Linked DNA regions of Homo sapiens: region 2 is linked to region 1. Evidence: chromatin loops called from intact Hi-C (ENCODE). Cell type or tissue: heart right ventricle. All regions are shown on one strand. Links, peaks and the distances in the headings refer to the core of each region. The heading gives the core; the rest is flanking DNA.

Evidence for each region. Peaks named below come from ENCODE experiments on the same cell type or tissue, not always from the same donor. Only the 100,000 strongest peaks of a DNase experiment are listed, where the experiment ranks them.
Region 2: it touches region 1 in a loop (2.6-fold over the local background); 5 of 110 quality-filtered maps call a loop at or near these places.

The regions. Positions count from the first base shown.
Region 1 is chr2:221,515,652-221,520,651 of GRCh38, reverse strand. All of the region lies in intron 3 of EPHA4 (EPH receptor A4), which reads left to right. Among named protein-coding and RNA genes, the nearest start is that of EPHA4, 54 kb to the left of the region's middle. RefSeq lists enhancers at 2,312-2,811, 2,669-2,963, 2,812-3,313, 2,287-3,486. In heart right ventricle, for the core only: no CTCF peak of the experiment used is centred there; a DNase peak (open chromatin) is centred at 2,762; H3K27ac peaks cover 2,064 bases.
Region 2 is chr2:221,230,806-221,238,852 of GRCh38, reverse strand. No RefSeq gene overlaps it. Among named protein-coding and RNA genes, the nearest start is that of EPHA4, 340 kb to the left of the region's middle. In heart right ventricle, for the core only: no CTCF peak of the experiment used is centred there; no DNase peak of the experiment used is centred there; H3K27ac peaks cover 1,749 bases.

The DNA of each region.
Region 1 (5,000 bases), core at 1-5,000:
CTTCTGCTTCCTAAAGATACATCTATTATATTTAAGATAAGATAATAGGCACTGTCTGTGTTTCTCTCTCTCTCTCTCTCCCCCCTCTTGCTCTCTCTCTCTCTCTCTGTGTGTGTGTGTGTGTGTGTGTGTGTGTGTGTGTGTGGTTAGAGGAAATAAGTCTTACACTCTGGGTCTACCAGTTGCCTACTGGATAATAAAGTAAATAAATATATGTTCAAAGACACATATATGTGTTTGTATACAGAAGTGCTGTGTATACAGAAAACATTTGAATTCTGATTCCCCAGTGTAGCAATGCTTGATAGAAAAGGTACTGGCTGATTTTAGGCTGTGAAGAGAAGATAAAATTTCATTATTTGTAGGTGATGGGAAGTGTTTAAAGAACAATCCAAGTGAGAACAACTGGTACTCTGTCTGGTTTGATTGAAGTGCAGGATGTTTGAGGGACAAATTGGGGCTGGCTATGAGAGGCTTTGAGCTTCTCTGTTCTTCTGGTTGAATCCTGTGGTATATACAGTGGGGATCATTGAGAGATTTTCAATACAGGAATGACATGATCAGCATGAACATCATACTTTTTAAAAATTACACAAAATGGGTGTTTAAAAGTTAATTTTAAATTTTGATAATGGTCAGTAAACGAAATGGGAGAGGAAGCAAAAGAGAAAAGAAGAGACACCGAGAAACTACAGAGGAAATAAAGAGGTCTCAGTCCAGAGGGAGAGAAAGGGCGAGGCTAGGACTCTAGGTTGCATTGGAGGTAAACTGCTTTTGTTTATTTGGGCTGTGAGTATAGAATGCTTCTTTGCCTTGCATTTGAAAGGCTGATTTGGTTATTCTACCACTATGTACAGGCCTTTTTAATGTTCTTTGTTTCTAAACCCTGAGTAGCTCCCTTGCTAGGGGATAGTAACTTGTAGGGCTGACTTTGAGTGGCAGAGGCAGAAACATTAATATCATCCATGAGCAGAGTCTCCCAGGTAGCATGTCCTTACATTAGGTTGGTTGTTGCAAAGGTAATTGCGGTTTTTGCCATTGAAAGTAATGGCAAAGATCGCAATGACTTTTGTACCAACCTAATAACTGGAGCAGAGGAAAAGAAGTTCTGTTGGATTCGTCTGAAGAGCTGAAGGAAAGGAACTGGGTTTTCTCACTGTTAATTGCCCCTTTCTCATCTCAACCTGGCTCCTTTCCTCAGATTCTTGCTTTGGAATCACCATCTGTTTTCCACTCCACAGAGCTTTGGGAGGAATGTCAGCTCTGTTGTCTCCGACTTAAGGTCCAAATGCCCCTTTTCAGAAACTGTCCATCATTTAAAGTTCGACGAGAAAACTTGGACTTGCTTTGTGGCCATAAGACCCTATATTTTCAGATTTCCTATAGACGATGTTTTGTTATATCCTGCTTTAAAAAAAAAGTGTTTAAAACTACATTTATAGCCACCCTAGCTGTTGCACTGCACTGTTTTTTGGTTAAAACATGCACCTGCTTTGTTAGTAAAGGAACCTTTGCCAAGTGAATTGTATGTGGGAGGGTGTGACTAACTCTGCAAAGGGACTTATCTCTTATCCTATCTGCCTGAGCTCCCAAGGCTGCCTTTGATAAGATTTATTTCTTCTTGCACCAGCCCCACCCCTCCAACCTTTACTGCTATCTTTCCTCTGAAAATTATTCATATCTAAATATTTTAACTTTTCAAAACTACTCTGCTCTCTGGTTTCATATTTTGTTGAGTGATCTAACCCTTCCTCTGGGAGACAAGTGCTCCCAAGCAAGAGAGCATTACAATTCTGCCTCCCCTGCTCCTCCCACCTTTTAAGTATTATCAGCAGACCTGCTTGCTTACCCGTGTTAGGATTGTGCTGTTTCCTTTTTGGCAAGCTTCAGCCAAGCCCATAATGTTGCAAGGCTGTTTGAAGGGAAATGTAAGTCACAATGGCAAGAAACATAGAAACAGAAAACATAGGAACAGAAAAAGAAAAGTAAATCTGAAATGATCTTCGTACAGCTTGGTTCACAGCAAGGAGTGGTCTGAGTTGCTTTCTGTGTCTAGACATTTAGATGCTAAAGGCAACTGTGTCATCATTCATTCATTCATTCGTATACTTAGTCTACATATTTGTGGTGAGTAGCCATCGTTACAGGTTACAGGTTACCAAATGTTAGAGATGTAATAGTAAACAGGATGGGCGTATTTGCAGCTGCTATGGATCTGAGAGTGTGTTCTGCAAAGGGTGATAGACATGAAACCTCAAAACACACAGTTCATGACTGGATTACAGTTGTGCAGCAGGAGCGGGTAAAGAGCGGGGTCTAGGGAAGAGAGATTTCCTAACCTAGACTACAGGCATCAGGAGAGGATTCTTGTTTCTTACAAGCTGGAGGTGAGGACCATTTTGCATTGGAGGATAAGGACTGAGCTCTTAACCACAGAAGCCATGGAGTGGGGAGGGGGAAGCATGAACAGTTTCAGATCTGAATAAATCCACTCAATTTCTCAGTTTTCCTGAAAACCAGCTACCTATTTTCTGCCTCCCAATTAGATGAAATTCTGTTCTGGGAGGAAACAGGAAAGTAAAGACCTCAGTTGTAAAACAACACTGCGCTGCCCACACCAGCAGCTACCTAATGTCAACCTGAAACCTCATAACTCACTTACTTCAATGGCTGTTGACAAACTCTTGTCAGCTGCACCCTTAGTTCCGGTTTGAATCACGCTCAGGAAGCTGGCCCCTCGGCTGGCTTCCTCAAGTTAGTGGGTGCTGTCATGCAGCTGCTATCAAGGTGTGGCCCACTTGCAAGTGGTCAGGACCCAGGGCCTGGTGGCCAAGCCTCATCAAAGCTGTTGTGATAGCACATGCGGGTGGCATTCTTGAGCTGGGAAGTGGTGTCCCAGTCTGCTTAAGTAGATGCAGACATGACTCATTTGGAAGGATACAGCCAAGGGGAAAATCAAAATTTGCTTTGTATGTCACTTGTTTGGAATCTTAAGTCCACTTAAAAAAAAAAAATGCCCTGCAACTGTGAGGAAGAGCAGAGTTAGTCCTTTATGTCACTTACTTGGAACTCTCGACTCCCGGCTCGCCCTCCTCCACCCTGGTCCAGGTGGCCATGCCCTCTCTGCTGGATCTCAAGGGCCTCCTTACAGGTCCCCTGCTTCTAATCATACTTCCTGTCATCCACGTTCTACCAGCAGCCAAATGAATCTTTTGACAATTTGTATCAAATCATATTGCCAGACTGAGAATAAAAACTAAACTCCTCACTGAGTTAAGGGCCTGTGGGCTCAGGATGACCACTCTGATCTCAATCTTGGCATGCCTCTTGCAACATTTCCTAGCATCAGTAATCTTCTGTCTGTCTAATACATGCCTACTGTAGGCCTTCTGCAACTTTCTCTTCTTCCTGGCATGCTTTCCCATGTAATGTTCACAATTGCTGGCCCTTTATTAATTGAGATCCCCTATGAACCACCTTCCCAGCCCCATCCTCAGTCTCTCATATTACCAGGTTTATTCTCCTGTACAGTTCTATCCCTGCCAGTAGAATATGTGCTCTGTGGAAACACAGGCCGTGCCAGTCATCCCTTCCCTATGTCAGGCACACGTAGGAGCGCTCAGCAATACATGTGGATGAATGAACCTTCACACCATAGAGCAAAGACATTTGTTTCCCTCTTTTTTCTGATCTGATTTTTAATAAGTGACAAAAAGAGCACAGGAGTGCTTGGGAATCTCTGCTAAGACAGGTAAGAGAAATTTCAATAAACAGTTTGGAGGGGTGGATTTATTTGGGGAAAAAAAAGGACCTTGCTCACAGTCCTAGGGCTGAGAAAGTGTTGGAGCTCAGTTCCTGAGCTCCATAAATGAGTCTGCACCAGTCCTGGAAGGAAAGATAAACGTGCTGGACTAATGTGCTCAATGGCATTTGAACTGAATTGTAAGTGACTTTGGGGTTTATCAGAGCATCCTAGGTTATTTGAGAATCACTGAATCTAGGTCGGGCATGGTGGCTCACCCCTGTGATCCCAGCACTTTGGGCCGAGGCGGGCCGATCACCTGAGGTCAGGAGTTCAAGACCAGCCTGACCAACATGGTAAAACCCCATTTCTACTAAAAATACAAATATTAACCAGGGGTCGCGGCGGACGCCTCTAATCCCAGCTACTTGGGAGGCAGAGGCAAGAGAATCACTTGAACCTGAGAGGCGGAGGTTGCAGTGAGCCGAGATCGTGCCTCTGCACTCCAGCCTACAGGACAGAGCAAGACTGCGTCTCAAAAAAAAAAAAAAAAAAAATCATTGAATCTATCAGATCATGGGAACCGTATAGACTTGGAATTTTTGAGGATTAAAAAGAGATATTTTAAATTATTTAGTCTGGTACTCTTAGAGGAAACTGACCCCTAGAAACCTTAAATTGTTAAATGTTAGGAATGGAATCCAGGTCCCCTTTTCACAGAGCCTGGCCTCTTCTCAGTCATTGTATTTCAGCCATTCACTTCCTCCACTTCTACATAGCAGGGAACGGATTCCTGGTTGTGTTTTTGACAGGAGAAATGTAACCTTAACACAGCCTTGAGGAAAACATGAAGGTGATCATCCATCTGCCAAAATTTTTAATGCTATGTTTTGTTTTTCTTTCTTTTCCTGGGGGAAGGATTTATGACTTCATCTTTTTTTTTTTTTTTCCCTTCAAATCTGAGCCTCTTTAGAAATGATCCTGCCTCAAGGCTAGGGGGAAAAAATCCTATTTTAAAAAATAAAATGTAGATCTTCTTATGGTCTGCTTTCCAGACACAAAAGAGATCTATGTCTTTTATTATTATTATTTTTGAGACAGGGTCTTGCTCCGTTGCCCAGGCTGAGTGCAGTGGCACAATCACGGCTCACTGAGGCCTTGACCTCCTGGGCTCAAAGGATCCTCCCACCTCAGCCTCCCCAGTAGCTGGGACTACAGGTGCATGCCACTATGCCCAGCTAATTTTTAAAAACTTCTC
Region 2 (8,047 bases), core at 1,785-6,784, 280 kb after region 1:
ATATTTTCCATTTAAACTCACACCTCCAAAAATGACCTCAAGAGTAGTATTAGCAATTCCTGAACTGCTGTAGAAAAAAAAAAAGACAATTATACGAGAATAAATGCGGAAAGAGCAGAGCTTTGAAAATATCAGTACCCTCTTTCCAAAATGACTTATCTTGTTTTCAATTTTGTCTAAATGCTAGTCCAAATTCTAGTTTCCACTGATCAGATAAATTCAAATAATTTGAGAAATATATGCATATGCCTGTTTTTAAAGTTAATATTTATGAAAACATCATATCCGTATGTCTTAAAATGTCAAATTGTCCTATAAAATTTATAAACAAAAATAGTAGCTCTCTTCTCCCTTCTATACTTACTAGTTTCACTTCTTTGGGTTAATTACATTAAGTATTATAATAATATAATATAAGTTAAATCTATATTCTGAAATAATATTTAATAGTGATTTTTATCAATATATAAGCTATTGAATATATAAGCTGCTTATGAAGATTTAATTATCTTATACCACACACATGTACACACACCCTACTTTCAGTCTCTTCTTGTGTCCAGTTGTACATATTTACATGAAGTGGCCTCTCCTGAACAAAGAGGTACACTACAACTTTGTTTCCTTTTTTTATACAATTCTTTACTTTTTCCTGAAGGGAATTATTATCTTTAAAATGTTTTCTTAGTTTTCTATGTACTCACTACAATTTTTCCCCAAGTGTTCTGACACATATATTAAATGTTTACCTATAATATTTTCCAAGAGTTTAATTGAGCTCATAATCCATGGCTCCATTTTCTTCTGAAATCCCTCATTGTAGAGATTTCCATATCATTCTTTAATTTGGCATGTCCTTTTGGTATCTTTCCCCTTCAGTCAGGATGGGGTGCTCTTGATCTCTTCCTGCTCTATCTAGATGAGCCCTCTCTTGACTTGATACTGAGTGTATTTTGGAGATCATCTTATATTACTTTTCTAGATGGGAAGCAACACAGAAAAGCATAAAGCAGAAATTGAAGTTGCATGGTATTGAATGAAGTAGGTATAGGAGTTCATATCAAGGTACATCCATGTAGGATGCAGGAATGGTTAAAGAGATCATGGAGGGCATTTCAATACATGTTTCTCTACTTTTATATTTCATGTAAAATGTAAAATTCATTCATATTTTAATATGAAATTATTCTATTGCACTTTGAAAACAAGTTACTACTTCAGTAAGTTCCCATAGGTAGGTTAAAAATAATATCTCTGAGAGAATCTATTCTACAAGGTTTATAAGGCTCTTTATCATCTGGCCAGCCCCTCAAGTCTCCACATTTCTCCATTCTCTTGCTCAGTTTCTGAGCTTCAGTCATGCAGTCCTCTGTGGGTACCCTACATGTATCCCAGCCCTGCCCCAGAGTCTTTGCTTTTACCTGGTTAACTCATTCACTTTTACCTTAAACTTTGACTATCTGGCAGGAGACTCGCTGACATCCCACTCAAGTGCTCAGGAATGTGCTCTCATGAGCCTCTCTACCTCCTGTACATTGTCCTGACCATAGTGTGTTTTTACATATTTGCTGATGATTTTATTGTCTCACTCCCCCAAGAATACACTGGCTGCATAAGAAGCTGGGGGCATATCTATTTTGGTTTCCCATTAATTCCTCAAGATCTGGCATAATCTCTGCAAATAGAAGACACTTGCATGAATAACTAAATAAATAACAGCTTAAATTAATGAAATTAATAAATTGTTTATAAATAATGGCCAAACTAATAAAATTGGCTAAGAATACACATGTCAATGTGGCTCAATTTATTGGTACATTGAACACAAGGCAGTGCCTGCACATAATTACCATTTAGTAGATATTTCTGAATTAATGCATTAATTGCTGAAATTTAACTTGGTAGTTTTAAAATTACAAGTTATGATAGTTTTGATTCCAAGAAAAATTTGAATATGAGCTTATTTTCTTAAACCCAAGGACCCAAACTATCATTGAATTCACATGCATGTCTATTGTACCATTATTATAAACCATTATGTTTAAATTTGTTAACACCATTCTGTCTTAGACTGTGTCTACACAGTTAAGAACACTAATTGGATCCAGACTGCAAAATAAAGAATACTTATTTGATTTTCATTTTACTGAGGTATCACAGAGTCCATGAGATAAAGCCATATTCTAGCTGTACATAGAAGACCTCAGGTTTCCACCTGTAGCCTATTCTCAATTTTAACAGGCTTGGTTATCTATACTCAATTTTGCGAATTAAAAGGGGAAAGAGGGTTTACTTATTAAAGAATGAACAAGAGTTGATTGCAAGGAAAGTGACAGAAAATCTTCCAAAAGCAAACACAATTAGCATGCATACACATATACACACATGCAAACTTGGGTGATTTAATTGATCGTTGAAGTCTTCTTACATTCCGCGGTTGAATCTAAGGGCATTTAGGTAGTATATAGTAAATGATTTGCGTTAAAAGATCTTTGACCAAGAAATAACTAATTCAGTTAAACATGCAGGGAATGCCTAGTACATTTCAAAATGTTTCAATTCAAAACAATTAAATAACCTGTTTTCAAGACTTAAGGGGATTTGCCCTCAGAGATTTGCAAAGCTTGGTTTTCTGGAAGGATCTATTCCCTAAGGATTCTGAATGGCCAAGGTTTTATTGTACTTCCTGAGCTAAATTTCCTGCTGATAATAAGAAAATAGAGCGCTTCCTGTTTGGTTTCCCTTGTTTGTGTGTTTCCATAGAATCACAGTGGCTGTAGAGTTTAAAGTGACAAAGAAAAATTCAAAATATGAAGAAATCACTTTCTTCTTGTAGCGTATTGGACTTTGACATGGTCTTTGTGCTTGTGTATATTGTTTTTGCCTATACAATGATAATGTCAGGTGAATATTAAAAACTATTTGAAGAAGAATCACCAGCAAAATATTAGGACTCACCTCTAAGCATTAGTTTAAAAAGGCACAACTTTTGCTATTGGAAAAAAAAATTAAATTTGGAAGATTTAATGGTTGAAATGTGAATCCTGTTACTATCCACTTCTCTGAACAGAGGTAGTATGAACCATCTTGGGTAATAGTTTTCTTATATATTAAGTAGAAATACTAAGGTTCAACCTACCAGCTTCCCAAAGTTCAAGTAGACTAAATAAGATATTAAATATAAGGTTGGCTTTGAAAAGAAAACAATTTAAATGTCAACCACTATGTTTATCATAAAAAAATTGTATGGCCCTATGGGCCTAGGCACATTATATAATTATACTGGTTTCTAATAATCCTCCTAACTTATATTAATATCTTAGCCAAAGCAACTACATGTAATGGCTTCAAAGAAGTATAAGCATTAATCTTAAATCTTACTGTCCTGGAGTCTAATCTCCATTGGATGAAGTCAAAGTTCTTTCAAGTCTTAGGCCTATTTCACTTGCCATCCACATGGCTGACATTTTGGAAAAATATAGCATGTTTCTCTCAACCAGGTTTGTTACCTTCCTGTAAATGTCCACTGACCCAAGTCATATTTCTGTTTTTGAGTTGAAGGTGAAGAGACATGCTGTTCCATTCCTTTGAACAATGGTATTTCTTTGTTAGATATTAATAATGCCAAACAAATTTGATTTTTTAAATAATCCATAAGCAAATTTGCCAAAGCATTTTGGCAGTGCCATATGATGCACATGAAATGGTAAAAAGTTTCTTATGTGTTGCACTTACCAGATTTTCAGAATAATTGGATTGTGCTGACCCTTTGGAACTGGAAACTGATTAGTGGGACTCCTCTTAGATGTCATTATATAGAGTTTGCTAAATGGAACGTTCTCAGTGAGGTCTTGAGTTTGGGGAGACAGAATATGTATATTCAGATGCAATGAATGAATGAATGGACTTGCCAGAAATTACTCCCATCTTAAGTGTTTAATTTTTTAGCCATTCTTCTCTAAAACTGGTATTTTATTATTTTAAAATAATATTTCTCCTGGATGCTAAGAAACTGAAGTTGTCACAAGTAAGGAGAAATATTCTAGCATTGCCTAAACACATGTGAGAGGGAGAAGAAAGCAGATGTTCTTCACCACATAGCTGTGAGACAGTGGGGAGAGGATAGACTCATTCTCACCTATTTCTAATCAGTTGAACCAGGGAACAGAAATCACAGTGATACAAATATGGTGTCATTCTTAGCAGATAGCGCACAATGAAATCTTCACCTGAGTTTTGGGGTGATGTCAGAGATTTATAGAAAGAAATGGCAAAATCTTTTCTTGTATGAATCTTGTGGCCCTATTAGGGTAGTCTAAGTTAGGAAGTAGCCAACATTCTTCTTTCAAAATATTCCAGACTTAAGTAGAAAAAGAAAATAATAACAAAATAAAAATCACTGAGTAGTCACTGAGCTCGGAGGTGCAAAATGTATTTGATATAAGAGGCAGACCAAACGGAAACAGATGAAACAAAATAAAATTATTCTATTTTTATGTGTTTTATCAAAATATTGACAAAGGCCCTGGCATTTTCCTCTTCTTTCTTTGCAAGATTTCCCTCTTTGTGTAAAGCATCCACCATTTTTCTAACTGATGCAAACGTGGCTTACACATGCTAAGTTAAATGATGTTAGGATTTATTGGACTTTGAAACATTTTATTTAATGAATGACCACTTCTTATCTTTAGTGGAAACTCTTTGTATCAAGACCAGAAAAGAGTATTAAAAATTATGTCCTTTTGTAAATAAGTTATAAATCAGTTAAGATAATACCTCAGAATATTTATGTGCATTCTGAAATTCACATGGAACCACAAAAACCTTGAATAGCCATAGCAAGCGTGAGTGAAAAGAACAAATCTTAAGGCATCACACTACCTGACTTCAAAATATACTATAAAGCTATAGTAACCCAAACAGTCTGGTACTGGCATAAAAACAGACACATAGGCTAAAAGAACAGGATAGAGAACCCAGAAATAAACCCATATATTTACAGCCAACAGATTTTGGATAAAGGTGCCAAGAACATACACTGGGGAAAAGACAGTTTCTCCAGCAAATGACTTGGGGAAAACTGAATATCCATTTGCAGAAGAATAAAGTTAGACCCTTCTTATACAAACATCAGCTCAAAATGGATTAAAGACTTGAATGTCAGACTCAGAACTACAATCTTGCCAATGAGGCTGAGAATATTCTCCTGCAGAGGACAGATACTAGCGCTTGGGCCTCAGAATGTTTAGGTGGCAGGAAAAATCCAGAGATTTCCATAACCCCTATACAAGCAATGATTTTTTCTAGAAATAAGATGAACTATGTACTCTGAAGTACCTAATTTCAAAATCCAAATCCTTTGTGTTGATTTATTAATTTTAAATAATCTGATATATAAGAAATGATGTATGCTGAGATTTCTTCTTCCTGGTAAATTCTTTTAAACTTATCTTGTTCCCTACTTCTTTGTTCATTTCTAACAACATTGTAATTATGGTCAAATTTAGCTGAACAAAGAAGCTTTGAAAGATAGCAATAGAAAATTAACAGTAATGCAACATTAAAGCTCATTCAGAATTGAAAAGTCTCACTTTGCAAAGTTAAATTTAGTAGTTTATTAATTTGTAACCAAAGAGCATAAAACAGTTTTAGACCAAGGGTTGGCTGGCAAACTATGGCCTGTGGGACAAATCTGGCTTTCTGCTGCTTTTGGTAAGGTTTTATTGGAGCACAGCCATGCCCATTTGTTTGTCTACAGCTGCTTCTTGGTGGACTTGAGTAGTTGTTGGGGTTGGGGATGCGGGTGTCAGAAATATTTGCTATCTTACCCTTTACAGAAAAAAACAAATCTATTGATTTGTTAATATTTATTAAAATATTGTTGTCTCACTCTCAAGGTACAAGAACATGGAAAAACTCAGTTACTTGAGTCTTCCCTTCCCTTCCCTTCCCTCCCCTCCTCTTCCCTCCCCTCCCCTCCCCTCCCCTCTCTTCTTGTCTCTTCCCTTCTCTCTTGAATACTTCTGTATCCTAGGTACTATGCTAAAAATTTAGTGTATATCCTTCCATTTAATTTTAACATTATCTTTATGATGTGAGATAGGTATTATTAATATCCCCCATTTACCTACCAAAAAAAAAAAAAAAACCTCACATAAGGTTACCTAACACTATAGTTATTAAGGGATTGGGAACTAAATTCAAGTCTGTCTGATTCCAATACACGAAACCCAGTTTTAGAGTTATTTATATTTATTTACATAATTATTTATATGCACATGTATGTCCATTCTCCAGAAGGGTTGATGTGAGTATTAAATAATTTCATGTATATAAGGTATCCAAAAGTGCCTGACAGAATAGATGTTCAATAAATGTTAGTATTTGCCTTCTTACATCTGGATTTCATTATCTCTGTTGAATTGAGTAGAAATTAACTTGGAAAAATCAATGTATATTTGGCATGGAAACAGCATATCTAATTTGACTAAAAGGCAGAAGTCATAAAATTTCTTCTTTTTAGAAGTAGCCCACCATCAGAAAATCAGATATTAGTGAAAAGTGGCCTTGAGCCAGCCACGCGCTCCTATCTAGTCTCAGTTGGGATTAAGAATGAGGCTTTGAGAGATGGATGACTTTGGTTAAAGGTCCAAGGTATGGCTGTGGAAATGATTTTGTGCTATTTTTTTCTACTCAAAGTGCACTGACTCCCAGAGGACCAACTCTCTGACCTTAGCATCATTAGCACCAGGCTCTAACCAGCTAAGCTAATTGGCCTATGAGGATTCATAAACCCAAACTCAAAAGCTCTAGGCTAGAGAGAGAAGCGACCTGGATTCACAAATGCTTTTGTTAACTTCCTTGATTGGGTGACTCTCCTGATGCAACTAAACTTCTTAATAATACATTTCCGTAATGTCAAATTATTATATTCTGTTGTTTTGAAAAGTAAAGTTCCATTGGATGTAGGAGTGAATTGAAAATAAAACAAAAGAAAAACTGGGACATGTCATACACTTCGTGTTTTACAGAGAAGGTAGAAGTTGAATGTCGTAGCCCTGCTAGTGGGAAGGAAGAATGCTGGCCTCTTAGCTGCAGCCATGGGCTTCAAAAGCCAGACTGAAATTCACCCTTATTTTAATCAGGTTGACTGTCAACGCATGCAGATTTATCTATGCCTGGCAACAGAAAGTAATGCATTCCAAATACTTGCTAGTGAATAGTCTTAAGCTTGTAGCCACTCAGTAGTTACCTACATACTAAATCAATATTCAAAGATTTCTGGATTTAGATATTAAAATTATAACTTAACCAGATCAGTAGAAAGCACATTTGGTTGGTCTCTTGCAAAATTGCTGTTCTTAAATTCTATTTTAGTGGCATGCTATCAAGTTATATGAAAAGTCATGATCAAAACAGGCCTATTAAGTTCATTGTTACATTTTTGTTAAGGGTATTCTTGACTATGTGGCATTCTTTTATCTTTATGATTTATTAGAGTAAAATCCTTGGACAATCTTCATATCAAGAATGTGTGTAAGCCACCTGGAAAATGATTCTTTTTTATCTTAGGGATGCAATGAATTATGTACCCTAGATTTTCCCTTCAGTTGGCAGATAAAAAATCAAGGGCTAAGTCTGTGATGCTTCCATAGCACACACATCAGTTGTATGGTTTCGCCTATGTACTTGTCTCATTTTGATCTCATGCTTATTTTATTTTATTTTTATAAATTCATATTTCTTTATTAGAATATCTGTAACTTTTTTTTATTTTTCATAATTTCAACTTTTATTTTAGATTCCAGGGGTACATATGCAGCTTTGTTACGTGGGTATACTGCATGATGCTGAGGTTTGGGATATGAATGATCCTGTCACCCAGATAGTGAGCATAGTACCCAAGAGTTAGTTTTTCAACCCTTGCTCCTTTCTCTTCCTCCCCTCTAATAGTCCTCAGTGTCTGTTGTTGCTATCTTTATGCCCATGGGTACTCAATGTTTAGCTTCCCATTTATAAGTGAGAATATGAGAAATTTGGTTTTCTG